Linked DNA regions of Mus musculus: regions 1, 2 and 4 are each linked to region 3. Evidence: chromatin loops called from intact Hi-C (ENCODE). Cell type or tissue: left cerebral cortex. All regions are shown on one strand.

Evidence for each region. Hi-C counts contacts between places; a loop is a spot of excess contacts. Peaks named below come from ENCODE experiments on the same cell type or tissue, not always from the same donor. Only the 100,000 strongest peaks of a DNase experiment are listed, where the experiment ranks them.
Region 1: it touches region 3 in a loop (2.1-fold over the local background); 4 of 42 quality-filtered maps call a loop at or near these places.
Region 2: a loop joins it to region 3, with 5 times the contacts of the local background. A loop is called at or near these places in 4 of 42 quality-filtered maps.
Region 4: a loop joins it to region 3, with 8 times the contacts of the local background. A loop is called at or near these places in 4 of 42 quality-filtered maps.

The regions. Positions count from the first base shown.
Region 1 is chr8:48,370,130-48,378,129 of GRCm38, forward strand. The region is part of intron 4 of Tenm3 (teneurin transmembrane protein 3); the gene reads right to left. Among named protein-coding and RNA genes, the nearest start is that of Gm51531, 62 kb to the left of the region's middle. In left cerebral cortex, no CTCF peak of the experiment used is centred here; DNase peaks (open chromatin) are centred at 3,459 and 6,789; H3K27ac peaks cover 425 bases.
Region 2 is chr8:48,838,768-48,846,767 of GRCm38, forward strand. Gm19744 (a long non-coding RNA gene) reads left to right here and starts at 5,118. Exons shown (of 6, transcript XR_379026.3): 1 at 5,118-5,124; 2 at 5,400-5,479; 3 at 6,042-6,421. It also overlaps a transcript of Tenm3 not described here. In left cerebral cortex, no CTCF peak of the experiment used is centred here; DNase peaks (open chromatin) are centred at 3,977, 4,150, 4,765, 4,965 and 1 more place; H3K4me3 peaks cover 2,443 bases; H3K27ac peaks cover 745 bases.
Region 3 is chr8:48,218,630-48,226,629 of GRCm38, forward strand. Tenm3 (teneurin transmembrane protein 3) reads right to left here. Exons shown (of 27, transcript NM_001145937.1): 27 at 7,036-8,000. It overlaps Gm32194 (a long non-coding RNA gene), which reads left to right. Exons shown (of 3, transcript XR_378958.2): 3 at 1-21. Gm32923 (a long non-coding RNA gene) reads left to right here and starts at 1,402. Exons shown (of 3, transcript XR_870430.3): 1 at 1,402-4,350; 2 at 5,730-5,812; 3 at 5,972-6,710. In left cerebral cortex, a CTCF peak has its summit at 3,910; DNase peaks (open chromatin) are centred at 2,113, 2,832 and 3,911; H3K4me3 peaks cover 1,416 bases.
Region 4 is chr8:48,547,558-48,555,557 of GRCm38, forward strand. The region is part of intron 2 of Tenm3 (teneurin transmembrane protein 3); the gene reads right to left. Among named protein-coding and RNA genes, the nearest start is that of Gm39178, 110 kb to the right of the region's middle. In left cerebral cortex, a CTCF peak has its summit at 1,138 (motif pointing right); DNase peaks (open chromatin) are centred at 1,555, 4,177, 5,013, 6,314 and 2 more places; H3K4me3 peaks cover 2,362 bases; H3K27ac peaks cover 1,286 bases.

The DNA of each region.
Region 1 (8,000 bases), 150 kb after region 3:
GCGGGGGCAGGAAGTTTGGTAGAAAACACGGACTGAGTGTGTTTCATTGTCTGACATTTTTAAGTCTCCAGAGGGTTTATTGGGATAAAACTCATTAGCTGTATTCCATAGGGGCCGACTTTCCATGAGAAATAACTTATCATTATTGTCATGTTTCAACATTAGATTTTCTCGAATGATAGATCTGAACATATTATTGGCTTTGGTAGACTTTGAAGGGTAGAGATAATCTATGGGATTGCACACAGATATTAAATGTTAAAAAGTAAAGGGATGTTTGTGTTAGGAGAGCTATTTTGTTTGCCAGATGGGTAACAGCTTTATTACACACACACACACACACACACACACACACACACACACACACAAGCACCATTCATACATTGCACACATGCATGCACGCACGCATGCACACACACAATCATTACAACAATCCACTTAAGATGCTGAATACGAGCACCACAGCCAATGTCACATCTGGCTTACCATCTCCCTGAAAATAGAAGGCAACGGGTTGTTTGGCCTTAGGATATTGCCTACTTTAAAACTGTCACTGTTTGGATTGAGCTCTGATGCTTATATATACCTCAGGTTACACATGCATCCATATATAGGGGTTAATGTGAGAGAAGAGAGGGGCTGGCAACAAATTTAGTCAAAATTGTCCCACAAATTAATAAACAGTGGTGTAATAGAACTACGTGGGTATGTTGGCAGACAAACAGAGGGAAATTTAGCCTAATTAAATACATCTGCAAATAAAGATGAGTGGGCTCAACTCTTCAATCTTGCACTGGAAAACAGATTTGAGACCATGGGAAAGCATTTGCCGAATTCTTCACGGTCACCGTGAGCTCACTTTTTCTAAACCTCCCCTGTGAGCGCCACGACCTTCTATACCACAGCTACATTCTGTCAGAGCCTAGGAGACAACTAGAATAAAGGTGCACACAGTGTGCCTACAGAACAGAATAGAAGTGACTCCGTCACGGGGAGGACAGCGGGATAGGCTCTGTGTAGTGCAAATCCCAGGTGTCAGGAAGGAAATGGTATGATCAAGCAACTTCATGTACTGTGTTAGTACCAGTCAGCCCTCAGCCTCTCAGACTGCTCTGTAGTTTGAAGCTATGATTTGTCTTGGCAAAGAGTAGGGGGGGGGGGGAAACCTACTGCCTGTGTATGTCTGGTAAGATTGTAAAAGGTTACCTCTTCTGGAAAACTGTCTGATCCAGCTCTTGTTACAACTCAGAGGTTGTGGAAGTTGATGTGGAAATCTCAGCTCATTGCACAGCCCTGCCGAAGGCAACACTAGTCATAAGGATGGAGGTGATATCATGTCCTCTACAGGGATGGACACATGAATAAAGGAAGTGTGGGTACATGTTGGGAACAAAATAAAGTGGGGGGCCCTGGGGGAGGAAGGGAAGGAGAAATATGTCACGTCCGGCCAGAGTTCCTGTACTCTGGGCAGGCGGTCGCTTTTCCACTCGGTGCCGGGTGAGCATGCCTGACCCAAGAGGCAGGGGGTGGAGAAAGGGGCAGCCTCCAACCGGGGACCCCCCTGGAGCTACCTTGCTAAAGCCCCAGGAGAGAGGGATGAGGGAAGAAGTTCCCAACACTGACCAGAGGTTCAGTTGTGTTGTTCCCAACAGGTACACACATCCTGAATATTACTCAGACTTAAGAGGCCACTATTGCTGATGCCAAGAAGCACTTGCTGATAGGAGCTTGATATGGCTGTTCCCCCAAAGGTTCTACCAGCACCCGACCAATACAGATGCAGATACTCACAGCCAACCATCAAACTGAGCCTGGGGATCTCAATGGGAGAGCTAGGGGAAGGGCTGAAAGAGCTGAAGGGGATTGCAGCCCCATAGGAAGAAGAATATCAACTAAGGACAACCCCCAGAGCTCCCAGGGACTAAACCACCAACCAAATATACACGGAGGGACCCATGGCTCCAGCTGCATATGTAGCAGAGGATTGCCTTATCTGGCATCAATGGGAGGGGAGTCCCTTAGTTCTGTAGAGGCTCTATGCCCCAGTGTAGGAAGATGCTAGAGCGGTGAGGATGCTAGAGCGGTGAGGCAGCAGTGGGTGAGTGGGCGGAGGAGCACTCTCTTAGAGGAAAACAGGAGTGGGGATGGGATAAGGCTGTGTGGAGGGGAAACTTGGAAGGGGGACAACATTTGAAATGCAAATAAATAAAATAATTAATAAAAAAAAAACAGATGGAGAGAGTCCTACTGTATATACAGTTATAGATGAAATGAGAAGACCTATGGCTAGTGAAATAGACTAACTGCCAAAAGATGAATATGGTTCCACTCATGTGCCATCTGAAAACTTCAAATTCATAGCAAAACACAGTAGAGTGCTAGCTAGTAGGGACTTACGGGGGAGCTAGGAATGGGGGGCTCTTTAGTGGGCATGAAGCTTCAGCCTTGCGTTTTGAAGCAGTGTGGGAGACAGATTCCATAACAATGCAAACACCAATTAGCATGTCCAAAATGTCCAATGAACTGGCGACACTGGGAAGTCTATAGCATGGATTACCTGTTTATTTATTATTACTTCTATATATGTGAGCTCCTGTGTGTATGCTTGTTCACACGTGTTGGGGCACATGTCTGCATGCAAAATTGGCATCCGGGTCTTCTTCAATCCCTCTCCATCTTTTGCACTGAGGCAGGGTTTCTCAGTCGAACCCAGAGTGGGCTGATCAGTTAGTCTCTCGAGCTAGCCAGGTTGCCCCGAGGCTCTGCTCTCTGCATCCAAGTGCGTGGGCTCACAGTGATATCCACGCCTGTCCAGCTTTTAGGTGGGCTCTTGGGATCTGAACTCTGGACCTCATGCCTGAATTGTAAGGCATCTCCTTAGCCCCAGGGGGTGTCTATAATAAAACTCCTTTCAGTGGTTATGCGATCTCTTGGATTGCCTCATCAGAAGTAGCCTCTCTCGAGACTCACCCTCTTCACACATCAGTGGTGTCTGTAAGCATCAGCGACCCAGCCTCACTGTCTTAGCCTGGTCTGGAGATTCACCTGGATTTTTTTTTTTCCTAGCACTTTGACTGTTGCTTCTCAGGTACCCTGAACAATTCCTGTGTGAGTGTTCTGATAGGCTACTGTACAGTAGATCTCTCTTCTCTGGATCCCTAAAGACTTGGAACTGATTTCCATCATAACATGTGGCCGTAGTCAAGGCATATTACTTCCAGGACTAAGCTTCAAGAGTCACCTCTGTAATTTGCTGCTTATCCATGGAGGGAATCAGAGAAGCAGACCAAGTAGCGTTGTTAGCATGTGCCCTGGAGTGTGTGCAATCATTGCGCTGCACACATACTTAAGCAAAAGTAAGCCAGCCTGTGAGTCAACTGTAGTGGGATACTTCTGAGGTGGTTCAAAATAATCCCTGTCTCTTGGTACTCAGGCAAGCCCGTCTGCATGTCCCTCCCTTTGAGTGCAGGCTTGATTTAGTAACTTGCTTATAACCAGAAGCATAAGGCAGGCAGCGCAGAACGTCTTTTTCTCATCTGAGGTTCTCAAAGACTTTAGCTTCTATTCTCGTGGTTCAGATCTCTCCCTTGCAACCGCTCGCCATAGGGAAAAGCAGCTGTCACATGCCATATCGGGCAGTCCCGTGGAGAAGAGCCCGTGTGGTGAGATAGGACCCTCGCAACCTCCGTGTGTGAGATGGAGGCACACTCGTCTAGTTCAAGTTATGTTTTCAAATGAGATGTCAACCGCAGCCTACAGTCTGACTACAACCTGAAAGGGCATGAGGTAGGGGCACCCTGCTACACTGACACCAGACTTTACAACAGGCACAGAGTTGAGATAAAGATCTGCTGTTTGGAACTACGGAATTTGGAGGTCATTTGCTCCCTCCTGACTTTTTTTTTTTTACTTTTTAAAAAATTAGGTATTTTCTTCATTTACATTTCCAATGCTATTCTAAAAGTCCCCCATACCCCCCTCCCCTACCCATCACCCCCCTCCCCCCCCACTTCTTGGCCCTGGCGTTCCCCTGTACTGAGGCATATAAAGTTTGCAAGACCAAGGGGCCTCTCTTCCCAATGATGGCCGACTAGGCCATCTTCTCCTACATATGCAGCTAGAGACACGAGCTCCGGGGATACTGGTTAGTTCATATTGTTGTTCCTCCAATAGGGTTGCAGACCCCTTCAGCTCCTTGGGTACTTTCTCTAGCTCCTCCATTGGGGCCCTGTGTTCCATCCAATAGCTGACTGTGAGCACCCACTTCTGTGTTTGCCAGGCTCCAGCATAGCCTCACAAGAGACAGCTATATCAGGGTCCTTTCAGCAAAATCTTGCTAGTGTATGCAATGGTGTCAGCGTTTGGAGGCTGATTATGGGATGGATCCCCGGGTGTGGCAGTCTCTAGATGGTCCATTCTTTCGTCTCAGCTCCAAACTTTGTCTCTGTAACTCCTTCCATGGGTGTTTTGTTCCCAATTCTAAGAAGGGGCAAAGTGACCACACTTTGGTCTTCATTCTTCTTGAGTTTCATGTGTTTTATAACTTGTATCTTGGGTATTCTAAGTTTCTGGGCTAATATCCACTTATCAGTGAGTACATATCATGTGAGTTCTTTTGTTGTTCCCTCCTGACTTATTCAGCTGTTCCTCTCATGTTTCCCCAAAGGGTGAGCATGCACCAGACCTGGCCTGGATCTCTCTTTCATCTTCATTGTGTCTATGCTTTTAGCTTATAACCCCATATGGACAGATGGCTTTGGGATTGGCGTTGCTAATAATAATAAAAAAATCTATCTAAACTGCTTCACTTCTAAGTTTGTTTTACATCTGGTATCTCTAGAAAATCTTGTCACTATTTGGCTTCCTGGGTTGTCCTTTTCCTTCACCCCATCAGCTTAGGTGTGGCGGTAGGTCAATGCAAGTCAAGGTTGAATCACAGCTCTGTTGTCAATTAACTGGGTTCCCAGTTAGTATCTCATTTCTGAACTTCTCAGTTTTCTTGCCCATGGGACAGAGATTATGACTGTTTTTATACACCTATTATAAAATCAAATAAAGATGATGGCCATGAAGGCCACAGAGTTGTGGCAATCCTTAGTAAACATTAGATATCATTATTTGTCATCAAAATGCAAACCCTGGGCTGGGAGAAGGCTCAGCTGTTACAATGCTTGCCACTCACTCGTGAGAATCTGTGTCTGGATCCTGGCATAGAACAATCTGGGGGTGGGGGCCTGCATCTGCGATCCCAGTCCTGTGGGTGTGGAGACAAAGGGTCCCCAAGCGTGTGCTGGCCTACCAGGCTGCCTGGCAGAATCAGTGAGCTCTGTGTTCTGTGTGTGACCCTGAGTTCTCACGGCACTATTCCACTTTAGAAACATAGGGTAGAAAATACAGTGTAGAGTGACTGAGGACGCCCCATGTTGACATGGTAACAGTCAGAGGGAACACAGACTGTACCCTCTTTCTCCAGGCAGGAGACCATAGAGGTTTCAGATCAGCGGTTCTCAACCTGTGGGTCTCGACCCCCTTTGGGGCGGGGGTCAAACCACTCTTTCATAGGGGTCACCTAAGGCCATCAGAAAACACAGATATTTACATTACAATTCATGACCGTAGCAAAATCACAGTTACGAAATAGCAATGAAAAGAGTTTTATGGTTGGGATTACCATAATTTAAGCATCTGTATCTAAGGGCTGAAGCATTTGGAAAGTTGGGAACCACTCTCTTAGATAGATGATTCCCCTGCAATACAGTTTTAAATGAAGTTGCAGCATCTGCCATTTTCCCCTCACAAAACAGAAATTAGTGATCAAGGGAGAGATAAAAGGTTACAATAATAGCAATTCTCTGAGTGACTTACATGGTGTTTAAGCCAAGGATGACTATCAAGACCTATGCTATAGCCAAGTAGCCGACTCCAAACCGTATCTTTACAAACATGATTTAATATTATTATTATTGTTGTTGTTGTTATTGTGTGTATATGTATACACACACACACCATGTACATGTGTGGGGGTTGGAGGACAACTTTGTAAAGTTGGTTCTCTCCTTCCACCTTCACACCAGTTCCAGGAATTCAATGAAAGTTTCCAGGCTGGAGCAGCAAGCACCTTTACCTGCTGAGCCATCTTGCCAGCCCCAACATGTCTCTTTTTAGGCTGGCTATAGTCTCCTTGCTTGGACTGTAACCAATTTTTATGATGGCAAAAATGAAAATATTTCTCACGTAGTTGAAAAACATTCTCTCCATAACCTCTTCGGTCCCCTCTACCCCCCGGTAGGTTTTTGTAGTACAAGTTAAAGGGACAAAACAAAACAAAACAAAAAAAAAAAACAAAAACAAAAACAAAAACCCTCATGAAGTGAAATAATTTTGAGACAGTGTGTTAGTAAAGATGCATCACTAAAATTTTATGAAGGGATTTTCTTTTAGATCTGAAGTCTCCCAGTAAGAGAAATTACAGCATGCATTCTCTCAATTTTTTTCAAGGTGGATGGAAATGAAGAAACCCACAGCTTTATCGCTAGCTACCTCCTCCTTATGAAAGGGGGGAAATGCCAGTGTTTTTACCAGTGTAAGTTCATTTGACACTTAGCAACAAGCATGTGGAACACTTGAAACCAAAAATGTGTAATTAAATAAAATTACATACCACCAAGTAGCAAATTCAGTGCCATTTTTAGATTCCCGTTGAGAGGAAAGGTGCCAAATTTGATCTTGTCTCTGGGGACCATGCCACTGAAGTTGTTACCACAGCTACTATTATTTCTCCTGGCTGTCTGAGTCCCTGGATCCTGCCAAGTGTGGCTGGTGACAGCTGGTGACAGAGTCCAGCAGTGTGCCAGAACCTTGGAGCAAATGACAGGGGATGTTGTGAAGGAAACCCAGAGGCGGGCGCCCCTTGCCATCAGCAACCTGACGCCTGAGGAGTACACTCTGAGGTCCTGGCAACACAGAGCAAGGCTCTTACTAGGCCTGCCATTCTGGCCTAAACGCTCTTTAATATTGCAGGAGCAAGGGAGCCATCTCGCAAAGACAAGAGGCGTGCGATAACACGAGAACCGAGGTCTGGCAAGAAAAACTGATTTCAAAAATGTCATGCTGAATATCTGCGATTCAATCTTCTTTAGTCTCCCAAATCTTGAATGCTCACCCAAGCGAGCAAAGGACTAGTTTCCCTTTCTTGTCCCTTCATCTCTCATCCATCATGGGATGTCTTCCCCACCAAATCATCTGTGGGAGGAAGAGTCATTACAGACCCCTTAACAGAAGCTGCAGAAAAAAATACAACCCAGAGCTGATTTTTTACACTTAAAGGGACTGTTGCAATACAGATTGCCCAAAATATCTTCCGGGGGCCTTTTGTTTTTATTCAAAGGCACCCAAGTCCTAGCCTCCTGTCGGGTACTATCTATCTGAGGCACCCCAGATGCTTCCTGGCCTATCTCTGAGGTTAACATCTTATTTAGATGAAAAATCTACAAAGTCTGGCTGAGATGGTCTCAAAGATCACTTTTAGATTTACCTTCTATGACGTGCCAGTATATTTAGCAATCTATCTTTGAGGGAATAAAAGAAATTCCCACATGTGGGTACCGATAACACGTCAACATACTAGAATGCACTTTTGTTCCTCTACTTTAACTTCGAAAACGACCCTGCAGAGACTTTCACCTGGCATCTTGTTTTCACTTTATCTTTTAATTTCATGAATATCTAACTATATGTGATGTACACGTGGAATGACTAGGTCTTACAGAGGAAAAAAAATAAGAAAAATATTCTTAAATATAGGGCAATGATTACACTTGATACATACTTCGAGAAAGCAACCAAGGTTTCTATGTAAAATGAGCCCTCTCATGTAAAGACTGTAGTTTATAATGTGGACCCCCATGGTCTACACCATCATTAGGAGGACATCATTCCCCATAAATTAGCTTTTGTTTGAATTTCCTGCTGTGTTTATATGCATGTTGACAGAATGGGTT
Region 2 (8,000 bases), 620 kb after region 3:
CTTTCAACATGATATTTCAAGTGCTTTCTTTTAACAGCTTCAACTTTCAACTGAGTGCTTTAAGTTGGAAAAACAACCAATCCAATGCCAATAATCTATCCTTACCCAGAAGCTTAAAATAAAGCAAGAGGCATAACTCCTCCAGGGGCCCAAAGAACAATGCCACCATGAGATCGTCTTGTGTAGCATACACAGCTGTATCTTTCTTTTGAAACCTTTTTATATCACAGGTACAGCACAAAACTTTTCTAGATTAATCTAAACTTCCAACGGTCTCACTGAGCCTTCAAGGGTATACCACAATCCATGCTGCAATCCAGACCATAGCCTACGGAAATTTTAATCTATATTTCTGAAGAACCTGACCCAGCTGAAGCAGGCCTGATATAGATAAGAAACCCATGCAAACATCACGGTGGAGTGATAAAATTCACCCTATCAGACTGGAGAGTATTTCTCAGTCCCTGCAATAAAATCCTAATATGTGCGCATTTCTAATTCCAAGAAAGCTCAGAAATACTCAACTGGGATGCTGATGTAAACAAAAAGAAAACAAGGGAATAAAAAGAAGGAATAATCTAAAGGAGTAAGAATTACCACCCAAGACTCCAATGTCATAAACTCCTTTGATATAGAAGAGCAGACACTCTGATGCATACTATATTGGGAGAAAAAGGGAGACTTCTGCTGAAAATGAATTAATTGTTTCCTCCTGCATTATATGTTTCTAAAAACAAAAACAAAAACAAAAAAAACCTCAAATTAGGTCCCCACAACTGAGAGATTTTCATTCTGAGAAGTATGATGGTGAAACTTTCAGGAACCCTCACACTTGTTTGGAAACAAATGACTTTTCAGGACAGAGAAGCCTCACTATCAATCACCAGCAGGTTAATTCTACATAATAAGGCAGGTTTGGATGCAAACTGATCCATTGTGGAATACTGTATCTAAAATTGATTACAACAGCACTCAAAATGAATGCAGCCCTCCAAACCGCTTCTTTGCTCTGAAACATTAATCTCAATTAGAAGGAGTGCTTCATAATGGTAATGCTTGGTATAAAAAAAAAGTATAAAATAAATCAGGTTTTATAAGACACAACAATTAATCAGTTTTCAGCCTAAGTCTAAGTCATTTGTTCTACCTTTTTTTTTTTTGAGACCCAAAATTTCCATTAGAACTCTTAAAACAGCTGGTATCTCCAAAATTAGGTTTTAAATGTGTTCTAAAAGAAGCTTACAAGAAATCATTTATCAAACTTGGTTGCTGTAAACTTTGAAAAGGTGCTGTTATCAGTGTGCCACCTCTTCAGGACAAGGCTTCCTTCTGCAAGTGTGAGTTAGATTCTTCTCTGGACTGTCACCTCCTACTTTCTAAAGCAAAGAGGAACAGAGACTTCAAATGAAAGCCCAGAGGAGCTATCTCCAATTGCAGATTACAATCAAAGTAAGCTTGCAACCCCTAATATTCTCTACGTAAGAAAAAGCAGAGTTGAAACGGACATCTGACTTTCAAAGGCAACCCTGAGTGCAAGAGCTGTGTGTAAGACAGTCTGCTTAGTAGTTCTCCCCAGCCAAGCTTCAACAAAGGGGCAGGCAATTCAAACTGATTCTGAGTACCCTGCTTCACGCACAAATAGTACCTCCGTGACATTCTCCTACCACCCAGGAATCTAAATCCTAAGGTCTGAAATAAAGTTTAGTACAGAGGCAGTATACATAGATTAAAATAGCCACTCTTTATAGCCTAAGGAAGTTGGCTGGGTGGACGCTTCCTACAGACTACGGTCACAGTCTGGATTTATTCCTAGACTCCTCGTTGCAGGTAAGATAAACCTCTGTATTCCCAAATGCACTTTTCCACAGCAGTTGAAAAAAAAAAAAAACCATCATTTTCGTGCATGCAGCCCATCACTGATTTAGTGTTTCTGACAGATAGCTCCACTCACAGTGATAGCTACTTCACTTCCCCAGTCTCTTACTGACTTGACTCTTTACAAAGACAGGCACTACTCTTAGTTCTCATAAGCAAAGCTAAGGAAGATCAGCTTCGACTAGACTAGCTAACTAGCTAACCGGATCATTATTGTCTAGCCCTGTCTCCTTTTCAAAGAAATGTAAAAACTTTTGCTTTATTTGGAAGCTTACTTTCTATAAAAAGGTAAGCGTCCTTAACTTCCTTTGTCTTCACCCTAATAAAGCAGGTTCCTTTCTCAGCCCAAAAGACTCCTACAAGACCAGAGTAAGAAAAGCCTCCACACTACACCCTTTCATTTGTTTCTAGAAAATACAGCTGCACAAAACCATTCCATTTAGAAAAGTAACCAGCCATACGTCGTATACTATAATCTGTTTTTTTAAAAAATAGTGAACCATTGTTCATTAGTTAATATTCTTGATGCTGAATTGCTAATTTTAATGTTATTGACATAGGAGTCTCATTATTTTCCAAATACATAAATGCTAGCATAGTTCCTGTCAAACTACAATTTTCCCCCAAATCAGTTCAGTATATATAAGATGCAACACTGTCTTATTCAAAAGAATTACTTTCCACAACATAATTTTTATATTATTTTAAAGTTATATATTTCCTACAATGAGAGTAGTACTTTTTAAAGGGAAGAATATTAAAATTCCTCATCTTAAAAGGCAAGAGCATTAAGGAGACTGCAACAGGAAGAGAGATGCTCATAGTTCTAAATACACACCAGAATAACCAATGTCATTATAAACCCCGTAGCTTTGAAGAATTTAAGAATAATTTGTGAATGCCATGACATTTTAAAGTGGGATTAGCAAGTCTTATTACGGAACTAACCTCTTACTCTTACATAAAGAATTAAATATTTGCTCTGAATTTAGAATCAAAAATCGAAACTTTCCAGGCTCCTCAAGAACTTCACATATTAAGAAATCCAAGCCAGAAGTTTTGGGTACAAAAAGTGTACACTGGAGCATACAAGATAAGATTACTGAGCTGTGTATAAAATAGGTTTTAACATTACAATTTATTAAAAATATTGTGATTATACAGCTATTCCAAATTCTAAAGTCTGTCCCTAATTCTAGAAAGGCTACAAATATTTCTTTCAAGCAGGTATGGGGTCTTTTAAAGACAGAAGAAATCAAAACAATTGTTAGGCTGTATACTTCTTTAAGGTGGTCCTTTTTTAAGGTTTCCAAATGTGCCAGTTTTGTTTGCTTTCTTTCTTTTCTTTCTTTCTTTTCTTCTCATTTCTTTTCATCTGACAACGGAAGAGCAAGGTAATGGCTCCACATATTGCTATTTCAAGTAAAAAGACCAACCAGTGGACTCTGCCAGACTCGACAAATGTTTGATAAATACACTGCCAGAAGATAAGAAGTACAAGGTATTGTTAAGGGAGAGCCCAGCTGCCTGGAGTCCTGGAAAAAGTGCCAGGCTAGTTCATTTCATTTCCAATACATCTACTCCAAAGTCTTGAGAACTTTTCTCTAGCTTAGAACCTCAGAAAACAATTGCAATCGCTTTATTAATACCCGATGGAATTGCTTACTGTCGTTTCTCCATAAAAATAATTAACAAGTTAACCTCTACTACTGACTTACAGGAGAGGCAGCAGGAATGGAATCTGAACTGCATTTAGTAAGGGGTTCAGCAAAGATCAGGCATCATTGGCCCCAACCTGAAACATCTGAAGCCCCTCTCATCAGCTGTAAAGACGTGATAGTGACCTGAAGCAAGCAGCAGGCTCATCCATCTTTTTTTTTTTTTTTTTTTTTTTAATGCCCTGGTTAAAGTATGTTTTGTTTGCTTTCAGTCCCATCCAGAGTTTCCAGATCAAGTTTCAGCCGAGATCACCACTCCTCTCAGCATCCTCAGCCCTAGTTCTTTCACTCCTGGCAACTTAGCAGTCTGGCAGTTGGGGAAGACTCCTCTCCACAGCCCCGGCAAATGCTGACATCCCAAGGCTTCCAGCTCTCCCGGAAGTCCCACTGGAGTCCTCCAGATACCTTCCCAGAGAACCAGAGGTTGTGTCCCTAACTGGGTAGCACCCCCAAAGAGAGAACGAGGTCATCTGCACTCCTTGCCCCCACAGGCTCCCGGGAACCATCTTCCTCGGGGAACCCAGAGAGTCCAGAGTCACTGAAACCCTGCCCCGCTGCCAGGTGGGAGGCACCGCCAAAGTTCCCACCTGAGCCTACAGCCAAGGGTGGCAGACGCGAGGGAGGGGCGGGGACCCGAGGCCGAAACCGGGACTCCAGAGCTCCGAGTCTGTGAGCTGGGATGCTCCGCCGCCTGTAGGGCTGGCCAACTCGCAGCCGCCCCTCGGAGCAGTGCCTGGGAAAGGGAACCGCGCTTCCCTGCTCACTCGCTCGCTCGCTCGCTCGCTCTCCGCCCGCCCGCCCGAGGCCCGGGCGCTAGGACCCCAGAAAGGAAGGAGGGCGCACGGCGCCGCACTTACCGCGCTCTGCTCGCCCGCGCCGCCCGCTCGCCCGCTCGCTCCCCGGCCACCGCCGCCGCGTCCGCCCCTGCGCTCGCCTGGCCAAATTCAAAGGCGCCGGGCGCGGGGGAGGGGGCCGGTGATGGGGAGGGGAGGGAGGGGGAGATGCAAGTGTTACAACTTCCTCCGCTGCCCACGGCCGGGCGGCCCGGGGACGCGGCGAGGGGAGGGAAGCGCGCGGGCGCCAATGAGTTCACTTTCTTTTTCTCCCCCGCGCGCTCCCCCTCGCGCTTCCCGCCCGGCCCCTCCAACCTCCTCCACCGGCCAGAATCCCGGTTTCTCGGTCCGGGGAGTGGGAGGATGGAGGAAGCGAGGGAGGAAGGAGAGAAGGAAAAGGTGAACAGGCGAGCAGGGCGCTGTGCCAGGGAGCAGCATCCAGGACCGTAATTGTGGGCAAGGGCGGGGGACGTTCTGGGCGAGTGTGCCCGAGACCAGGCGCGTACACGTGTGTGTGTGTGTGTGTGTGTGTGTGTGTGTGTGTGTGCGCGCGTGTATGTGTAAGAGAGAGGAGCGGAGCCTACCATGCGCTTCCCTGGTGCGGATCGCGGGAGAGCCCAATCACAGGGCGAGCTGGACCTGGCTGTGATCATTTATAATCCTTGACTCCTCCGCTCAGCCACTTGTCAAGATGACAGGTACTTTATTTCTTCTTCTTCTTTATTCAAAAAATCAGATTCCCGGTTTTCTGCCTTTTTTCGCTGTCAAATGGGATTTGCCGGACTGAACCACGTCCACACCGCCGCCCCTCCCTCCCATCCCTCCTCCCAGCCACGCCGGTACGGGGAAAGCACCGAGGCTCCCATGCTGTGACCAATCAGTGTATCTACTACTCTCGCCGTGATTTAGGGGTCATCCATGAATAACACTTCATGCTGATGAATGGCTCTTGCCGGCTTTCGGCTCTGATGAGGGGTCTGCCGGCCGCTGATTGCAAACACTAATGAACTTACAGCACCATTTGAAATTCACACGCACCAACAAAGTGAGGGGGTACGTGCGTGGGAGTCTGTCCTTTTCTTTTCTGGGTGACCGGGGAAGAAGACCTGGGGAAAGGGGCGGGTAATTGCCTTGGATTTAAGTGGAAACACTTCTCGGTGTAATCAAACCTCTAACCTTCTTAGAAAACTACTTTTCTTGATCTTCCATAGGGTAGGCATTTCGGGTCAGCTGAGTCACCCGAGGTGGTGGGAGAGCAAGACACTGCCTGGGAAGATGGATTCCTAGACAGAAGGGTGTAATTAAGGATTGCCACCCCCGGTAGGCGGCCCGCCCTTGACGGGCCTCTGAAAATGACCTGCATCTTTCCTTCTAGAAGTGTCCTCTTGTTGGGGACGAAAAGCGCAAATGACCTTCGGACTCCGGCAGGGGAGGGCTGCACTGAACACTTAGACTTCCTCCCAGGTCCCAGCTCTGTCCTGTTTAGAACAAGTGTCCGCCCCCAGATTCAAGTAGCTGGACCTCCAACCAGTAGCCACTGTCAGGGGCTACTCAACAAACCTAAAGCCCACCACCACCAGCCCCATCCCGATCTGTTTCTCCTTTCTTCCCTCAGATTATTAGCAGCACAACACCGCCCCTGCCACACTCCCTTGGCAGTGGGAGCCGAAACAACTTTACCTCCCTAAGGACACTGCCACTTTGTAAGTTTCTGCCAAAACTCTACTCCGGGAAGCTCCAGCCCCGGGCTCCGCCCCCGCCCCCACCCTCACCCCTAGCTGCGGAAAGCCCACCCGGGGAGCCATTTTTCACTGCCCAAAAGCTCCTGCCCTTTGAGTTTTGGAACTCCAAACTTAGAACCTTTACAGAATCGCGCTCTGGCTTCCTGCCTCCAGCCACCTCCAGGCTTCTTTCTGTCCGCTGGAGGGACTGGGTCCAACGCCCTGGAGAGAACCACTGCACCAATGAGAGTCTAGCTCCTCGAGGAGCGCCCAGGTATTCCCTGAGACCAGCCTGGAGCTGCCAGAAGCAGTGGAGAGTCCCCAGGCCTGCCCTGAACTACTGCCTGCCGACTGGTCTCAGCCAAGCCCTTGGGTCCCACCTCCAATGCGAATTTCAGCACAGAGGACTCCACCGATCAGTACCTAACTTGTCCTGGCTGGAATCGAAGACATTTGTATTTTTAACTGCGTTCACAAGAACAAATCTATCAGTCAGGCAAATATAGAAAAGCCTGGACTTTTCTGATCCCCCTCTCCTCCCTCCCCCCAAAGTTTACCATGGATTTGACAAAGAGTCAGGGAACTCAAATTAGTGCATCCATGCCCATGGGTCCAGTTCCCAAAGATGCTAAGCCTCTGAGTGCACCTCTGGGCTTTGCAAAGCCTTGGCAATAAGTGAAGCTGACCCGGTTCCACCAGCATTAGTGACCCAAAGACCCACTGGCACATCTTTCTGGAATAATCTAGAGTTGCCCTAGGTTGGTACAGCCTCTTTCCTGCCACATGAATTTCACACTTTAGAAAGACTAAGGTGGCAGAGTCGGCTACTTACCCCTTCCTCTCTTCATTATCATAAGAAGTACATCACTTACGAATGTATGGCCCCACATATTACAAGAAAATCAAGTAAACTCCCTTGTCCTGATCATAAGCAAAATCTGAGGACATTTTATAAATCACCTTATAGCTCAGCAACCCCCCTCACACACACACAAATTTGTGAGTGTAACTTATAATTGTCCAAGAAGCAAACCCCCTTTCTTGCTCTTTCCTGTGCTGATATCTAAAGGACACAATAAAGACACACTACGCCAGCCCCACAGATGCCAGAACAGAGTAGTCGTGTGCAGGGAGAGATAGGGAGGGGCACTGTTTACCTCAGCTCTTCCCTAAATTCCTCATTATGGCTAACACTGCTGATAAATGAAGAAAGGAATTGCAGAAGTCATACAATGGAGAAATGGTAGCAAATCTTGGAACCTGTCTCCAGCCCACTTTCCAGTTAAGTGATATTTAACGTTTTCCACTAAATATTGCTGAAACTTCATGTTAATGGGCACACTAACACACACACCCACACACACAGGCACACACACACACACACACACCTCTAGAACACATCACTGTATGCTCTCACTCTCTTTGCTTCGTGCCAGGTTTTGCTGGTGGACAAAGCATGCTGGTGTCTGGTCAGCATTTGTCAGCTTCTGCAAGGCTCAGCCTGTAGTAAGGCAAAGCAGCCAGGGTGTGTGCATGTAGCTTGACTCCTTCTCCTCTCCTCTCCTCCCCTCCCCTCCCTCCTCTTCCTTTCTTACTGCTCTTCTCTCCCTTCTCCTCCCCACCTCCTCCCTCAGAGGTCCCATCATTTGGACCCCTTAAGAAATGTTGATGGGCAAAACCAAACTGTCCAGGTTTTGTGCTCCAAGAGCATCCCTGGAAAGCAGTGAACTGCTTGATGTGTAGCCATCCCAACTTTTGCCTTGTGGCTGCGCTGCTGTCAGGGGAGGGGAAAGATGGTGAATTGCTCACTTTGGCAGTAATAAAACCTGGACTAGCAGAAGAAATGCAAGTGT
Region 3 (8,000 bases):
CATGTGTTGTTCTGACCTCCAGTCAAGGCTGGCAGGGATGCCCTATAGAAATCTGGCTCTACACAGCATGGATCAACATGAGACCCTAACTAGCGGCTCCCAGTAGCCATCGGGGAAGCCATATAACTTTCCAGGGTGCTGTTCGAAGACTTGACATTAACCAACTAATGTGATCTCATAGCAGTCTCATGGGTCTGGAATCCACTCTGCAAAAGAGAAGTCCCAGAATGCCAAGTTACACATCCAAGAAGTGGAGTCTGGCTCAGGAACACGTCTACCTATGCCCTATTCTCTATAGCTTTGCTCTTCTCTCCATCCAAAATGCTCTCACACCTTGGCCCTCTGAGGGCCCTTCTCTAGCTCTGGTCTTTGTTATTGAAGTACAGGGGTCATCGGAATGGGGTGATGGCACCAGGCCATCAAGGGAACATCTCTGACTAAAAGGAAGGGTCCACCCAGGGTGGGCTTCTCCAATCACAGCAGCAGTGGGTGTCATCTCAGCCTGGTATCTTAAGAAGCTTTGGGGAGAATAATGGAAGGGAGGGCTCAAGGCGGAAGTCTTTGGGGGGGGGGCGGGGAGTTTCAAGACAGGGTTTCTCTGTATAGCCCTGGCTATCCTGAAACTCACTTTGTAGACCAGACTGGCTTCGAACTCAGAAATCAGCCTGCCTCTGTCTCCTGAGTGCTGGGATTAAAGGCGTGCGCCACCACGCAAGGTGGAAGTCTTGATCCACTTGAAACAGGGAGAGAATGGAGGAGCAGAGGTAGCGGGGGAGGGAGGTATCTGCCCCACACTATCAGTTTTCAACCTGTGGATCTAGTCCCCCTTCGAGAGGGAGAGGTCCTTCCATAGGGGTCACCTAAGACCATCGGAAAACACATTACAATTCAGAGCAGTAGCGAAATTTCAGTTTTGAAGTAGTAATGAAAAGAATTTTATAGTTGGGGAGTCACCACAACATGAAGGACTGTGTTGAAGGGTCGCAGCGTTAGGAAGGTTGAGAACCGACAGAGTGTAAATGCCACCTGGGGCTGCAGTCGGATCCTACTGATGACGGTTATGAGGAGATGGTGGTCTTCAGGGTCACCACGGGCCCTGCTTTAAAAAGGTCTGCCCTGGACATCAGTTTCTCAGTGTGACTCCAGATGCTAATAAAAATGGGGGTGTGTGTCATTCATGTCAAGTACGAGGGGATCCAGATCCGGGAGGGAAGCTGTTCATACATGGCAGCTCTGCTGGGGTTGGGGGGAGAGGGCTTCTCTTGGATTAATTCCTCCTCAGGTTCCTGTTAATAGCCGCTTACACTGGCTCTCCTGGGACTAGCCCTTGCCCAGACCCCCCCCCCCCCAAGGAGACAGGAGAGAACCGCAAGGTTCTCTTACTCCCTAGTCTCATGTGTTTATCTTGTCCCTCTGAGAAAAGCTGCTGAGACACAGTGTGATCCTTATAGGTAAAAAGCGGCACAATCTCTCTCTATCCAGGCTCTGGATTGAGTGGTCTTGGTGCTGGGCCATCATCTGGGGCGGCCATTAGTAGTGGTGCAAGGATTCCAGACATTCCAGAGCACGGAACAGGGCCAGACAGAGTAGGGACCCTTCCTGCACCCATACGACCTTCTGGCTCAGTGTTTTCTTGGCCTTTGAGGCTGCCAGGAGAACGGAACAAAATTGTGCACTATCCCGTACAGACCAAAGGATGCCGTTAATGTACTCTGCCTGTTTCCCTCAGCCACTCAGTTTCCTTCTCTTGAATGGAGCAAAAGCCTGAGGAGCTGGCCCGAATAATGCAGAACATTATTCCATCTGATTCTCTTGTGATTCAAAAATCACCGACTGTTCACACCATCTTGGAAGGATAAAGATGCTGTGCTAGAGCGGAGGAAACCGGGAAGGAAGTCCCATTTCTAGGGAACACCCCTAAGAGCTCAGGGACCTCAGCTATTGGCGCAGCTAGAAACTCTCCCAGAGATGCTGAAAGGCATCAAGCAAGAATTATCCCGAAGTCTTCGTTCTAACTTTTCTGCTCACCTTCTTTTTCACTCTGCGCATGTGCGCATGCACGCACGCACACGCGCACCCACACACGCACGCATGCGCACACACAGCTTAAGGGATGTACAGAGCAGCCCACTTTAAAGATGGAGAAAACTGACTGAAAACAAGTGGCTGCCTTCAGCCAGGCAAAGCGGAGACTGAATGGGTCTTTTCTGCTCCGGCCTGCTCCCAGTTCCACCGCCTCTCCAGGGACCTTCTAAAGTTTGATTAACTAGAGTGCTAATTGGCGGAGGCTGCAGACAGAGCCCGAGTATGGCAAGGCTAGTCGTGTTTTCTTTGATTTACAAGAGCCAGGCAAGGCTACGTCCACAGTTTAATGAGCGGGAAGTAATTGGGGACCTGTTGCCTTCAAAGAGCCCCGAGCCGGAGCCCGCCTCCCCTGCCTTTACTACTGGCATAGAACACCGCCTCTAGGTGTGACTGTGGGTGGGTAGGGCTCTGGGAGGGAGAGTGGGGACCTCCGAATCTGGAATGCTGTCAGTTTGTACTTAGGAGGCGGCAACTTTGGGTTTTAGGACTGGTTTAGGACTGCCAGCCACCAAAGAGAGCTGCAGCTGTCACAGAAGGAAGAGGTGGCATGTGGGGGACCCCCTTGTACTTTGGCAGAGGCCAGGTGAGGGAAGCCAGCTCTTGCTTTAGCACCAGGGAAAAGCAAAGACTGAAGACCAGGACTGATAGGCCTTCTAATCCAGCTGCAGAACCTGGCTCTCCGTGCTCTGGGTGTGTGTATGTGTGCCGCTGGGGGTGTCCTCTCCCTGGGACTCCAGCTCCCAGGAGCACCCGAGGGAGCCTTCCCGGAGAACGGTGAAGATAGGAACTTGGACATACTTGGCTCATGTAGAAGAGTGTTGTTCCCTCCCCTCCTCCTCCCACGGACAGCCTGCCTGTCTGGCCTGGCGGTTCTGTCACGGAAGGGCAAGATGCTCGTTCAGTCCGGACATCTAGCGGTCCACTTTTATCTTCTCATGAGGTGTAGGGTTCTGATCTCATCTTGTCTGCCATGATATTTTGACTTCCTATGTGATCTCTAGCCCCCCTTTTTTTAATCTCAGAGAGAAAGTGGGGAAATGGGTCTACTTATTTGGGTCCCCAAAGGAGCCTCCAGAAATGTCACTAGATTCTACCTAGCCAGGGACGGTTTCTTAAGGTAGGTACATGCTGTCACTTAAAATCAGCATGTACTGGCTTCTCTGTGTGACAACCCAGGAAAGAAAGGTTGAAAGTCCATTTTTTTTTTTTTTCTCACCCTGGCAAATGAGGCCAAGCTGTGGAAGGGAGGGGCTGGGGGCAGGAAGGATTTTTTTTTTTTCAGGCTGCCTGTCATTCTCGCACTTTCTGTGAGAGCCTAGCTTGGGCAGAAATAAAAATGCCACTCTGAATTTAAATAATCTGTCCTTCTGGGAAAGTCTTCGCGGCGACAGGGCTGTTAACATGGAAAGTAAAAAGTAAACAATGTATTTCAGCAATCAGTGTTCTGAGTGGGCTGCGGGACTCAGACAGCCTGCGGACAACTCCTGGGAGGAAGGGCCCTCTTATGATCTGCCAGGCGAGAGGAACATGGATTGACAGAACTTCTGCAGGCGCATGCGGTCGGGAAAAATCTTATGGGAGTAAGGATTGCAAGGACCAAGCTTCAGTGAGGCGGTGCATGAAGCAGAAGGAATCGCTTTATGTGTGGAAGTCTACGGGCAGAACAGAATGGGACCAGAGAGGATCGTTTGAATTGGCCCATCCAGAGCCGGGTAGATGGAGATCTTAAGTCTCCCTTTGTTTTTGTGTTTTGTTTTGTTTCTGGTTCGGGACATTGCTGCCACTTTAGCGTAGACGTCGACAGCTAAGACGCCCATCGCTAGGGGGCGCAAGAGCCCTTCATGAAAGTGCCTCGCAGCCACCATGACCCAGACACAGGTCTCTGCTGAGGCTCACTCCTCAAGGGTGTCACCAGATGTTGAGACAGGATCTTACTCCTCCAAAAAGCCAGAGTCCTGAAAACTGAGGACAGACTTGTAGAAAGATTGTCACTCCCTTCCCTATTTCTTGTGAGCCGTGCTGCTCGGACCACTCAACGTCTCCCTCTATGTGCTTTGCAGAATTGCGTTTCAGCGATGGAGAATAATGCTTAAATCTCAAGCCTGACCTTGGAGATAATGTCACAGCTGAAGTGAGACTTTGAAACCTGCTTGCTCATAACCTTTTGTCAATAAGTTGGAGATGAAAGACTCTCCTTCCCTGTGATATCCTCAACTGTCAAAATCACCTGGCTTATCAATGGACCAGCATGGCTTTCCCCCTAAGGTGAAGAAAAGCAGACACAATGTTTTTTTTTTTTTAAATGGTTACAACCCAGGCAGCTCTTGCTGGGGTCATTTCAGAAAGAGAGAATTAAGGGAGAGAAAAGGGGAGGATGTAGAGGCAGGAGGACCTGGGAACGACTTTTAAGGAGTTAATTTCTGAACTTGGCACAATAGGCTTCCCGTCCGTTTATCTGGGAGGGAATGTTGGGATGAAGTGGATCTTCACCAAAACTGTTGCTAGTCACCTCGTGACAAGAACCTGAGGTGGAAGAGCTCAGAGTTCCGATGAGCAGGTCTCTTTTCAGCTCAGGTCACTTTCCCTCCCTGGGTGTTTACACTCCCCTCACCTTGACAGCGTTAAGTTTCGAGAAGCTTTCGGAATGCCTTTCCACTCAGAGGACCGGTTGTAAATCGCGTCCATTCTATGCAGCGAGAGCGATGCTGTCATATGGACATAGCCATTGCTGGTGGGATTCAGGAAATGTCTGCACATGTAAAAAGAATGTGATCTCCCTTCCTAATGCAGGTGGATGCCAGGGGCCACATACAAGTCATCCTATAGGCAGGAAGACTGCAACTGAGCCACTCTCTTGCCCTAGAACTAACAATTTATACTTCTAATTTTAATTTTCCTCTGCTTAGATCCCGGAAGGATTTATTAAATTTGCTTTGTTGAGCCCATTATCTCTAAACTGAATAATGATGTTACTTTTAAGCTCAGCACCAGTCTGTGGTAAATTCTCTATACACAAGGCTCTAGGACTCCTGTAGTGCTCTATGTCAGAATTTTAAGTTGGTTCATTAATGAAAAGGTTTGCTCGATCTACCTAAAAGTTATTAGTAATTAACTGACATCAAGAGACCATTGCTTGTAGAGGTGGTAACAGACGAGAAAAGTGGTAAGAGGATTTTTCATTCTGGGGGCTTGGATCAGAGGGCAGAACACTCTAGCAGCCTTGTCACTACCGTTTTGGAACTTGGGTTCACCCTGTGGTTAAGGTGAGTAGGGATATATAAACAATGTGTCACCTTTCTCCATGACCTTGGTAGGATGACAAAGTCAAAGGAGAGGCTTATGGAAAAATCTCTAATCCCTCCTTTGGATATGATGGGCACTCATTAGCATTGCATGGATGACTTCTTTCCATAGACGAGGGAGCCAAGAAGCTAGAAATATTGGCAGATAGACAGGGACATAAAGCCCATGTCTTGTGACTTATGCAAACACAGCAGGTAGTACCACCAGAGCCGTCTGGGGTGAAGCTATCGCGGCAGGAAAGCTAACTCCCTGATAGAGAGTCTTTGCTCATTTTGGCTTGAACCCCATCCATACTTGGATAACTTGCTCAAATTTCTCTACGTTCTTTCTCCCTCACCTAGAATTTACTGCGCGCTGCGGACTGGAGCTGCAGGCGGAGCTCACTTGTCTTCAGGACAGTGTGATGGCGTTACCTGTGGAAGGGGTATGACCCTGCCAGGCTGCCCTTCAAGGCTCTCGAGGGGGAGGTCCTGCCTCGCTCTGCAGGAGCCTGGATAGCATCCGTGTCACCTGGGTTGGGTGGTGGCATTTCATGGGTGGGCTGTGTCCTGTAAGAGCACTGCTCAGGGGCTGTTTGTTACAGACCGAGCATGTCATGAATCGGCGCCTTCAGGCTTCCTCTTCTGGACTCCCTGTATTCCAAAGAGCACCTTACACAGATAGCTGATTGGCTGTCTACCTGGTAAGAGAAATGGCTGCTTCTGGGATCAGCAGAGACAAAAGAAAAGGCCGTGAACAGGGAGAGGAGTGGGCATGGTTAGGGCTTTGAAGGCAGGCTAATCTCTCTAGGTTTCCTTTAAGTGCTTGTGGGGGCGAGTCACGTGACTAGTAGGCACCTTGCAGTGAATGTAAATACCGATGCACTTTTCATTTCACCGTGGGAGCGAGTGGCATGTTTGGTACCCAGTTCATTATCTAAAGTTCACGTCCACTATTGTTCTCCGAGCTTGCTCGGGACAAGGAAAGCGCTGTAAAGGGAAAGGGTTGGGCTAAGCTCTGCTTTACTGAGTGCCTGGGAGCACACTGAACTCTGATCTGAGAAGAAACCAGTCTCTTTGCCAAGCGGGATGACCTGACTCCAGTAGCATCCACGCTGCCATATCAAGTTGAGGTTGTCACTGTAAAAGCAAGCATGGGGAAGTCTGCCTTTTCATACCAAAATCAAAGCCCTGGTCTGTCAGCCTGGAATTGCTGAACAAAGCAAACCCTAATCAGTAGGTCTATATGTAGATTTAGACATCTCCAGGAGGCTGAGAACCTATCGGGCCCAAACTGATTATTCTAATCAAGTGTTTTAATTAAGCACACTCAATGCCAACATCACAGGAATGAGACCCGATTTCCAGGAGTAATGGGTGATTTTTTTTTTTTTTTCAATTCTTCCTTTACAGTTAGGGTTTGGCTTTGTGGAGGGGGAGTTAACATTTTTCTAAAGTAGGCCAGGGTAGAGACCTCTGTGAAGTGTGCTCCTCCGAGCTGTCATTTTGAAACTAAATACAAAAACAAAACAAGGATCCAAACTCAGTAGGAATGAGAGCTATCATGGGTTTGGGTGTAGATGAATTACAGCCCCAGATCCGCCTCCTTCTGTATCCACGTGAAACACAAAAGCAATTCTGGCTAGTCAAGACTTGAAAGAAACATATAAACGCACACACATTGGGTTGGCTTTTATTGGAATGCCTAGATGCAATCTATAGTCATCAAGTTATGGAAAATTCAGGTCACATATAAAGTTAAGAAGGCAAACGAAAAGAACAATACAAATCAGACAAAAATTTACATCTCAAAATATCATGAAAGCATTTTGACTGGCTTTGCCTAAAATACTTTGAATATCAATTTCTTTTGTTTTTGTTTTTTGTTGTTGTCATTGTTGTAAGCTAATTTTTTTTTGTCATTATACAGGTCCCCCAACCTCCCCCCAAACTCTTAGAAAAAGATCTCTTGTTTACATATTCCCCAAGGTCACTATTTCTTGTAAAAGCACGTCCAGACCACAAGCCTTTTTAGAAAGAAATAGGCTCATTATATCTACTAACAAGATACTAATTGGGTTGATTTGACTTCTAAAATAAGCACCAGGAGACTCTCCAGATCTGTCATTTATTGGTGCCCCTGTAAAGACCAGTCCACGTTGAGAAGGGGTTAAGAGTGTAATTTCACTTCTGTCATGTGGTACACGCTATTCATGGTCAATACATCACAGACATTTCTGAGAATTTAGACTCGGAGCCTATTTCACCCCAAAGTACTTACAGCATGCTAAATACAGTCCTGCAGAAGTCCCATTCAACAGAACTGCGAACACCTAAGTTAACAGTTAAAAAATAAAATGTCCAACAGAACCATGTTTACGTGGTTTGAAATCTCATAGTTTTCTAAATTTGGGCTGCCCAGTACTTGCCAAAGGATTTCCAGGATAAAAAATATTAATGCTAATCTGTGCTTTCATTCTAATAAAATATCAGCATTCATTAGAAGATTAGTTACTTCGGTATAACCTACCACATACACAGCAACAGGAATAGCACTGAGACTGTAAATTCAGTACTATTTCAAAACTTTCCCAGCCAATCTGTTTAATAAACACGCCTACTGTGCAATTTAGA
Region 4 (8,000 bases), 330 kb after region 3:
CTCACAGTGACTTGGGTCCTCCTACATCAAAACTTAATCAAGAAAATGCCCAAGTCATTCTAGTTTGTGTCAAGTGGACAAAACCTAACCAGGCCATCCATCTTCACTGCCTTCCTCCATCAAAAGACTCTCATCAGAAGTTTCCAGTTTAAAGCACACATTCGAGGCTATTCAGAAGTCTGAGGCCTGAGATCTACTAGAGTCTAGCAGTTCAAGTTCTCTGGAGGACCATGCAACCTTATCTCAAAAATCAGAAAAGCCTTCAGGGCTAGAGGTGTAGCACAGTGTGGCTGAGACCTGGTACGTTGGAGATCACTAAGGGTCTTTATCGATGTTAACTGTGGGATAGCTGTTTTCTTATTCAAATGTACTACTAGAACTCTCTTTTAAAAGTCCTTACCCAGCACCTACCCGAAATTCAATTATTCAAAAATCTCACTTGAGTCAAAATGCAAAGAAACAGGGTATTAGTTCAAGAGGGTTTCCAAGAAGTTAAAACTAATAAAGCTAATACGATTAGGTCTGAGAAAAAGTCCTAACTCAGAACTTTTCTGTTCCTATTTTGTGCACAAATTACAATAGCACCAAAAACGCATCTTAGTTACTTGATGCGGTAATAAGAAATGAAAGGGGAAATTGCAGAGGGGAAGAGTGGAAACCCTCATCTAAAACTTATTCCTGTATGTGAGTAGTTAACTTTAAATAGGTTTATATAACCACTTTAAACAGTTAATGAAAGAATTTGGGAGTGTGCTCAATTCGAATGCAGGAGGCCATGGGTTTTGATGTCCAACTAGATGGGTGGGGAATGCTTCAACTTCAACAACAACAATAACAACAAAAACAACAACAACAACGTGATACTCAGGAGAGCAAGTTGAAAGTCAGAAGATGAGAACGTTCAAATTACCATCTGACCATTCACCACCAGTAGAACTCTGAACTTTCTTACCCTATACAAAAACAATTTTCCCATCAGCAATATGGGACATCTCATTTGGAGATGTTGTGAGAAAACCATATGGGATGTGTACAACATTTAGCCCAGTAAAGACTCAAAAATGGGTCAGAATAACAAGTGTAGGCATTGCCACCAGAGGGCCATTCAGACAGGGCATACCTAGCCATCAACCGCAACCAAAGAGACTGTTAATACTTTTAACACAGACCAATAAGATAACTGATGCTCTCACAAAGGTGACTTACAGTCCTCAATAAATCAAACTGTATTTAGTATACTCATTCAACAAGCGTTGACTGACAACTGTTGTCTCAGCATCGAGGATGACGCTGGCATACGAAAATGACTAAGGCTGTGACCTGAAAGAACTTGTCCCCCGCTGGGGAGAGCAATGCAATCGGATGACTATGACTATGACTATAACTTGGTAAGTGCTATTCAAAAATATGTATAGGGTGCCATGCAAGGGCAAAAGAAGACTTTGCCCCAGGCAGTCAGGAAAGGCTTCTTCAGAGAAGATATGCTACGCAAGCAGACTCTTGGCAGACTGGTGAAATAGGAAGAGTGGGTTGCCCACAGCACAAAGGCTGCTGGCACATGGATGGAACGAACAGAGCAGCGGAGGCTGAGGCAGGACCAGGAAGGGTCTGGCAAAGACTCAGAAGGAGATGGTAGAGGTTGGAAGCGAGACAATAGGAAGGCGAGGCAGCCATGTGGTGAACCAGAGAAACGGCCTAAGAGATGACGACTGGCTGAATGTGGGCCCTGACACGGGACAGCAGGAGTTACAATAGTTCATAACTCAGTTATGGTTTTCCTTCAATCAAACACAATGTTTTTCCTTCAATAAAAGGTTCTTAATGCAATAAACCAGAGGTTTGTTTTTTTTTTTTTTATGAGACATAACTCTCTTGAAGTAACTACTTTTAGTGACTTTGAGATCCTAAAATTTGAGTGTTATGTAATTCACTGCATGATATGGAACTATCTCCAATAAAGCATGAAATAACATTACAGATATTTGATAATGGGTTCTCTCTCTCCCTCTCTCCCTCTCCCTCCCTCTCTCTCTCTCTCTCTCTCTCTCTCTCTCTCTCTCTCTCTCTCTCCCGTGATAAGATTTGTGTTTAGTTTTGATTAACTGTATCAAAGGAGAATTTAGGAAAAAGTAAAACATAAGCCAACCTCCAGTCATAATGCTTGACGGCTCTGCCTGAGAAAACAGAAACTCTTACTCGCTGCACTCGATTGCTTCAGGTGAAATTCCCAACAAGGGTAGGTCTTGTGTCGGGTTCTGTAACACTCCTCTGCCACTGGCCACTAGGTGTTCAAATGTGGAAGCAAGAATTTTGTTTTATTAGACTTGATATAAAATGTATCACCAGGAAAATATCAGCAACCCAGCTGAGAAATACAAACTCTAGATCCTACAATTTTGTTTTTATGTCTCAAGGGAAGTGGTGACTTCCATCCACCATGGTAGCAAGAGGGTTCCTAAGACCCAAATAACCTCCAAGCAAACACACCCAGGCACTTGCTAAAACAAACATCTTTCCCACTGCTGAAATTAAACTTGGCAAGTCCCCTTAATAGCTTGAAAAACAATCTGAGAAGTAGCAGACTAGCAGCTTCTCTGCACCGAGGCTAATCATCATGAAAAGACCCCTTCAAAGCAAATACAGAATGGGCCAACCGGCCTGATCGCCTTAATTTTTAATGAAGGGATAGCTCCATATACATGCATCAGTATATTCGAAGTAAAGTTGCCAAGGGGCGAAAAAAAATCTACCAATATTCAGGATGAAACCAAGCCTAATTTTACCATTCAACCTGATGTTCTCCAACAGGGAAACACCAGAGTGGGAAATGTAAGAGAGGGGACTATGATGAACCAATCTGTGGAAATCCCTCAGCAGTGACCATCATAAAAATGGCCAAATGGCTTTCTCTACCCCCATCAAGGTCACTTTCCTGATGTTGGGTTCAATAAGATGAGAATGCATTTACCCACTCTCCCTGCATCTGACTTCAACCTCGCCAGTCCAAATGGCCCTGTTTAACCACCCTGGCCTTTCACCGGCTCCCTGAACAAAGATAATTAAGGAGATGTACTGCCTCCTCCTATCACAGGAACTGAAAGACAAATAAACTTTCTAAGAGCTCAGCCAGGTGTCCACTCCTCCAATGTACAACTTCTAAGCAGGAGGTGAAGTGAAATAATAGGTACATAGTTACTAAAGGTTCACCATGTTAAATGTGTTATATAAGGTGGCTCTGTTTTATTTAAAAGAAAGACATTTAAAAAGAAGCATTCAGGCTGCCTTTTATGGGCCTCTAGGTGGCATGTCCCCTCCTCCTTAATATTTAGGGAAGGAATGATAATGCTTAAGAAACTTTTTTTCTGTAAATTACTATAGCATGGACTCCCCAAGTCTAACTACCATTTTAATAGGACCTGCCCACAAAAGATTTCCCTGTTCATTTTAACTAGTTTTTCCCTGTTGAAATTAATTTGCTATTACTTAAGTCTCAAACACAAAGTATTTCTGGGATACAAAGGGGAGGGGTTGTTGTTATTAAACTGACATAGCAAAAATTTAAAATAGCTATTTCAGATCTCAAAGATAGGATGCATAACCCACAGCTAGGTTTGTAACTAAAGACAATGTATAAACATCTAGTTTCAAACAACTTTTCAAAAAAGTTTTAAAACGTGTAATTTCAAACCTACTAAATGCATCTATAATCTCTATACATCCTCTCTGTATTAAAGAGGAAAAAATTGACATGTCAAAAAACAAACTATGTATTTCAAGTTGCTGTAGACTTCAAGAAAGGCCTCAGATATAAATTAATATTATAAAATCTTTGTATTCTAAACAAAATTCCAGTAAGCCATACACATTTTATTTATCTTATATTATCTACAGCAAGATAATTCTGCAATGCCAAAAATCCTGATACGAACACACTGAATGAGTTTCTAATGTAAACCATCTCTTTTGGATGAAGGAATCAGATTGTTATTTTTGGCATTGAAACATGCATGTTTCGGGATGTGTAAATGCTCCAACGGGCGATCACAGCCAAAACAGCACTTATGATTGAACACTTAAAAGCTGTGTTTATATGCTTCAGACCTGTCCAGATCAACCTGATACAGCCCAAGTCTAGATGATCCCCTTAATCTAAACCATTGGGAATCCTCGTGTTCCTCTCTCCTAGTTTTGGACATCCTACAGTTTTCTGTTCCTTTCTCTTTTCTTTCTCCCTGATCTACTTTTGTGACTATCCTGGATCTGCCAAGAACCAGTTCACCAGGCCCTCTTACTCACGAGGTACTCTAATTGCTGCGGTTTGGGTCTTTAAACCAGAGCTGTTGGGAAGTTCTGATCAAACTCAAGGTTCACTGAGAGGTTATTAAAAAAAAGCAAACAAAATCTGTTTATTTCTTTTCTTAATTCTGTGCATCATGTTCCCCTCTTTCAGGGTACCATCTTTATAACATCCAAATGTTCAGTGAGCATAGCTCATTTCTCTACTGAGAGTTGCAAAGTACTCATGTCTAAGCTAAGCCAGAGCACTTGTAGCTAAATCTTAATCTAAACTACATGCGTATGTAGGCATATATGTATACCTGCACAATTCCAGTGAAGTTGTGAAATGGCATATTAGTGGAAAACAAACTTTTTTAAACTGAGAAAAGGTTAATATAAAATAAATTTAAATAGAAGCTTAAAACAAATGACTAGACTGCTTTTTAGATTTACTTTTGTATAGAAGAGTAGTTTTTTGTTTTTTTGTTTTTTTAAATAAACTTTATTAACAATTGTTTAGTTAAAGCCCAGGAAACAAAATAAATGACAAACATGAAGAGCTGGTGCTCCAATGCTCAATCTCTTAATTGCTGACCAGAGCTGAAAAAAGATCCCTTCTCTGAGCTAATTGAATGAGTCTTGTTAAACCTTTTGAAACACACTTTAGAAAATGCAAGAATACAGCTTAGAACAGGTTCTTTAATTTGGGTCATTTTCTGTTGCTTGCAGTGGTGGCGGGTGCTTAGCAACGCTGTTCTGGTGGCCCCTTTTAAGGAAATGAATACCTGGAATACAGCATTTTAATCTATTTTATGGCATTAATTATCAAGATCACTGTATACAGACAGTGCCTCCCTCTGCCACTTGTCTACATTATGAAAGACAGATGTCCCATGATAAATTGAAAGCATGACACACCAAATAAGAAGATGTGTAAGGACATAAAAATAAAAAAGAAAGCCAAAATAAACAAACAAACAAATAAATAAAGTTAGGTTAAATGGTCAAAGACTTTACACTGAAATCAATGCTCAGAAATCTACAATAGAGTCCGTGTTAAAATCCCCTTTCTTTCCTTAAATCTTTGAGAAAAACTAAATTCTATTATGCCATACACTAGGCCACTGGTATCTAAGAAATGTGATGTAACACTGCCAAAACTTAACCCCCACTCCCCAATTTGGGGGGGGAGGGTACAACTTTTCTAAATATTTTTTAAAATAATTTTTTTTTATAAGAGAACTTTGCATGAGAAATACTTAACCAAGGACCTTTGAAATTAGATGAGATATTCACTTCAAATTTATTAAAATGTGTGCAAAAGACTCCTTTCCAGAAGATGAGAAAAAAGGTTAAAACGTAACAGCTACCAAGTGGATTCTAAGAAATCAAACCGCATATTATACTGGTCATGTTTTATTAATAATCAGTGTAATGGGTTAAAAAGCTAGTAATTAAATATTCAGGATATACCTGTGTTTTTCTGAACGCAATTATCTTTGTTTAAAGTGTAACTCTTTGAACTCTCTCCCTCATGATTCCATAATTCATTTTCGAGTCCATGCCCTGCAGAAGGTGAGATGCTTAGACATCTCCATCTCCCTCTATCTTCCCAGCCAGGATATCAAGTGACTCTTTGTTTAGAATGTGTCCTAACTTCAGTCCTTAACAGTCATATTAAAAAAAAAAAGAAAGAAAGAAAAAGCTTTTAACACCTATTCCCTAGCGATGAGACAGGAACCAGACTAACAACTTGCAATCATTTTTTTTTCTTTTTAAAATTTCAGTCTATCAGCTAGCATGCAATCAACATCTCTTTAAATTAAGGAGACTTTCCCGATGTATCTAAAATCATCATTAGGTTGTGAAAATCACAGGATTAAAAAAGGAGGGGGTGGGGAGAACACAAAAATCTGTCAAGTTTTTAAACTGTAAACACATGGCCCCTGCTTGGGGGTTGTGTGTTTTAAACACTACAGTTGCACTTGAATGCCTGAAAACCTGATAGAAAAACGTGGGCCAGCTTGAAAGCTGCACAGCAATACCCTACTCGGAGGGAAGCTTACTAAGTTATGCTGTATTTCTAAAATGCCTTCTCTGGATATTTTCAATCCCTTCCGAAGAACTACTTTAATAATTAGCACACAGAGGTCTCTGGATGGCTCTTTTAAAAGCAGAGAACAAAAGGTTTATTTTAAAAATGAAAAACCTTGGCTTGCACCGCGCCAGACGTGAATCTGCTTTCAATTACCGAAAGTATTTCCACTTTAGTGGAAGGGAATCAAATCTGCAACCACACCATCTTAAAACACTGAATTTGATTATATTAGGCTTTCAGGGACAAAATGACTCTGTGACACAGGCACATGCATCTGTATGTATCATTTATAAGATATTGCAGAGATAGACACGCTAGCACATGAGAGGGCGGAAATGTGATTTCTCCTTCTGGGCGCTGCTGCAGATCTTTGTCTTATTAAAATACACACACAAATAGGCGAATGATTTTTTTTTTTTGTTACTGGAACTAAGTTTCCCCAACTATGCGCAACTCTTTTTCCACAGGAGTAATCTACATCGAAGCACATCTGCAAAAGTTGAATTTCTTTAGAGACCGTGCCCCTTAAAAAATCTTTTCACGACAAAAAGGGACGGAGTGTTTCACAGGCAAAAACCTGCTCTTTTAATTAGCAAGATTATTTTGTACCTTTCGCCCCCATTAAGCAATTAGTATGATGGATTTCGGTTAATGGAACCAAAAGGTTGATTCATTTACGTTCGAAGCAGATTTTTTAAACATTTCTGACATGAATTATTCAAAATCATGATCGCTAAGACTTGCTCCAAACAAATTCCGTAAGATATATGGCAAAAGTCAAAAGAACACATGGAGGCTAAAAAAGAAGACGAAAGAAAGAAAAAGACAGTTTTACCTCAAAGATTTGGACCGTAGATTACTCATTTTAGAAATCCATTTAATTAAAAATACCGGGAACAAAAGACTCCATCTCCCCGTGGCTACCTGCACCACTCCGGGTGGCGAAGAGTATTCGGGAAAGTTCTGCCTCCACCTCTCCTAAATCCTTAAATCTGGACCCTCAGGGGTTAAAAAGCCACCTAATTTCAGATGCTAATGTTGCCTCTGCACCGATTTCCACCGGCGCGAAGCCTCCTCCCATCCCGCCGCCACCGGGGAGGACGGACCGCGGGACCCGCGCCGAGGGGACCGCGGAGTCGGGGGTCCCCGCGCGCCCGAGAGAGAGCTCGGAGCCGCGCGTGGAACCGCGCGAGGAACCGCCCAGGCCGCGCTCACCCACCTTGCCGCCGCGCGCCCTCGCCGTGGCCGTGCGGAGCGGAGCCCGGCGCTGCCAACTTGCCTGGGTCTGGAGCGGATCGCGTTACAGCGCCGGGCTCGGGGCTCCGGCTGCGAGCGGCAGCCAGACATGATAGGCTGAAGCTGCTCTGTTTACACCCGGCCGCCGAGGGGGCGGCGGCGACGCTTAACCCCTTCGAGCCTGGCCCCGCCGCGGCCCGCCCGCCGCTGCCGCCGCCGCCGCCGCCTGGCACTCGCCACAGTCTGCACACAAGCGCGCACGCATGCACACACGCACGCACAGACCTGCACACCCGAGCCGAAGCAGCCTGGAAACTGCCCACCAACTGATCAGGTGGCGTGCTCCGGAGACCCTGGAGGGAGCGGCAGCTGGTACACACACACACAC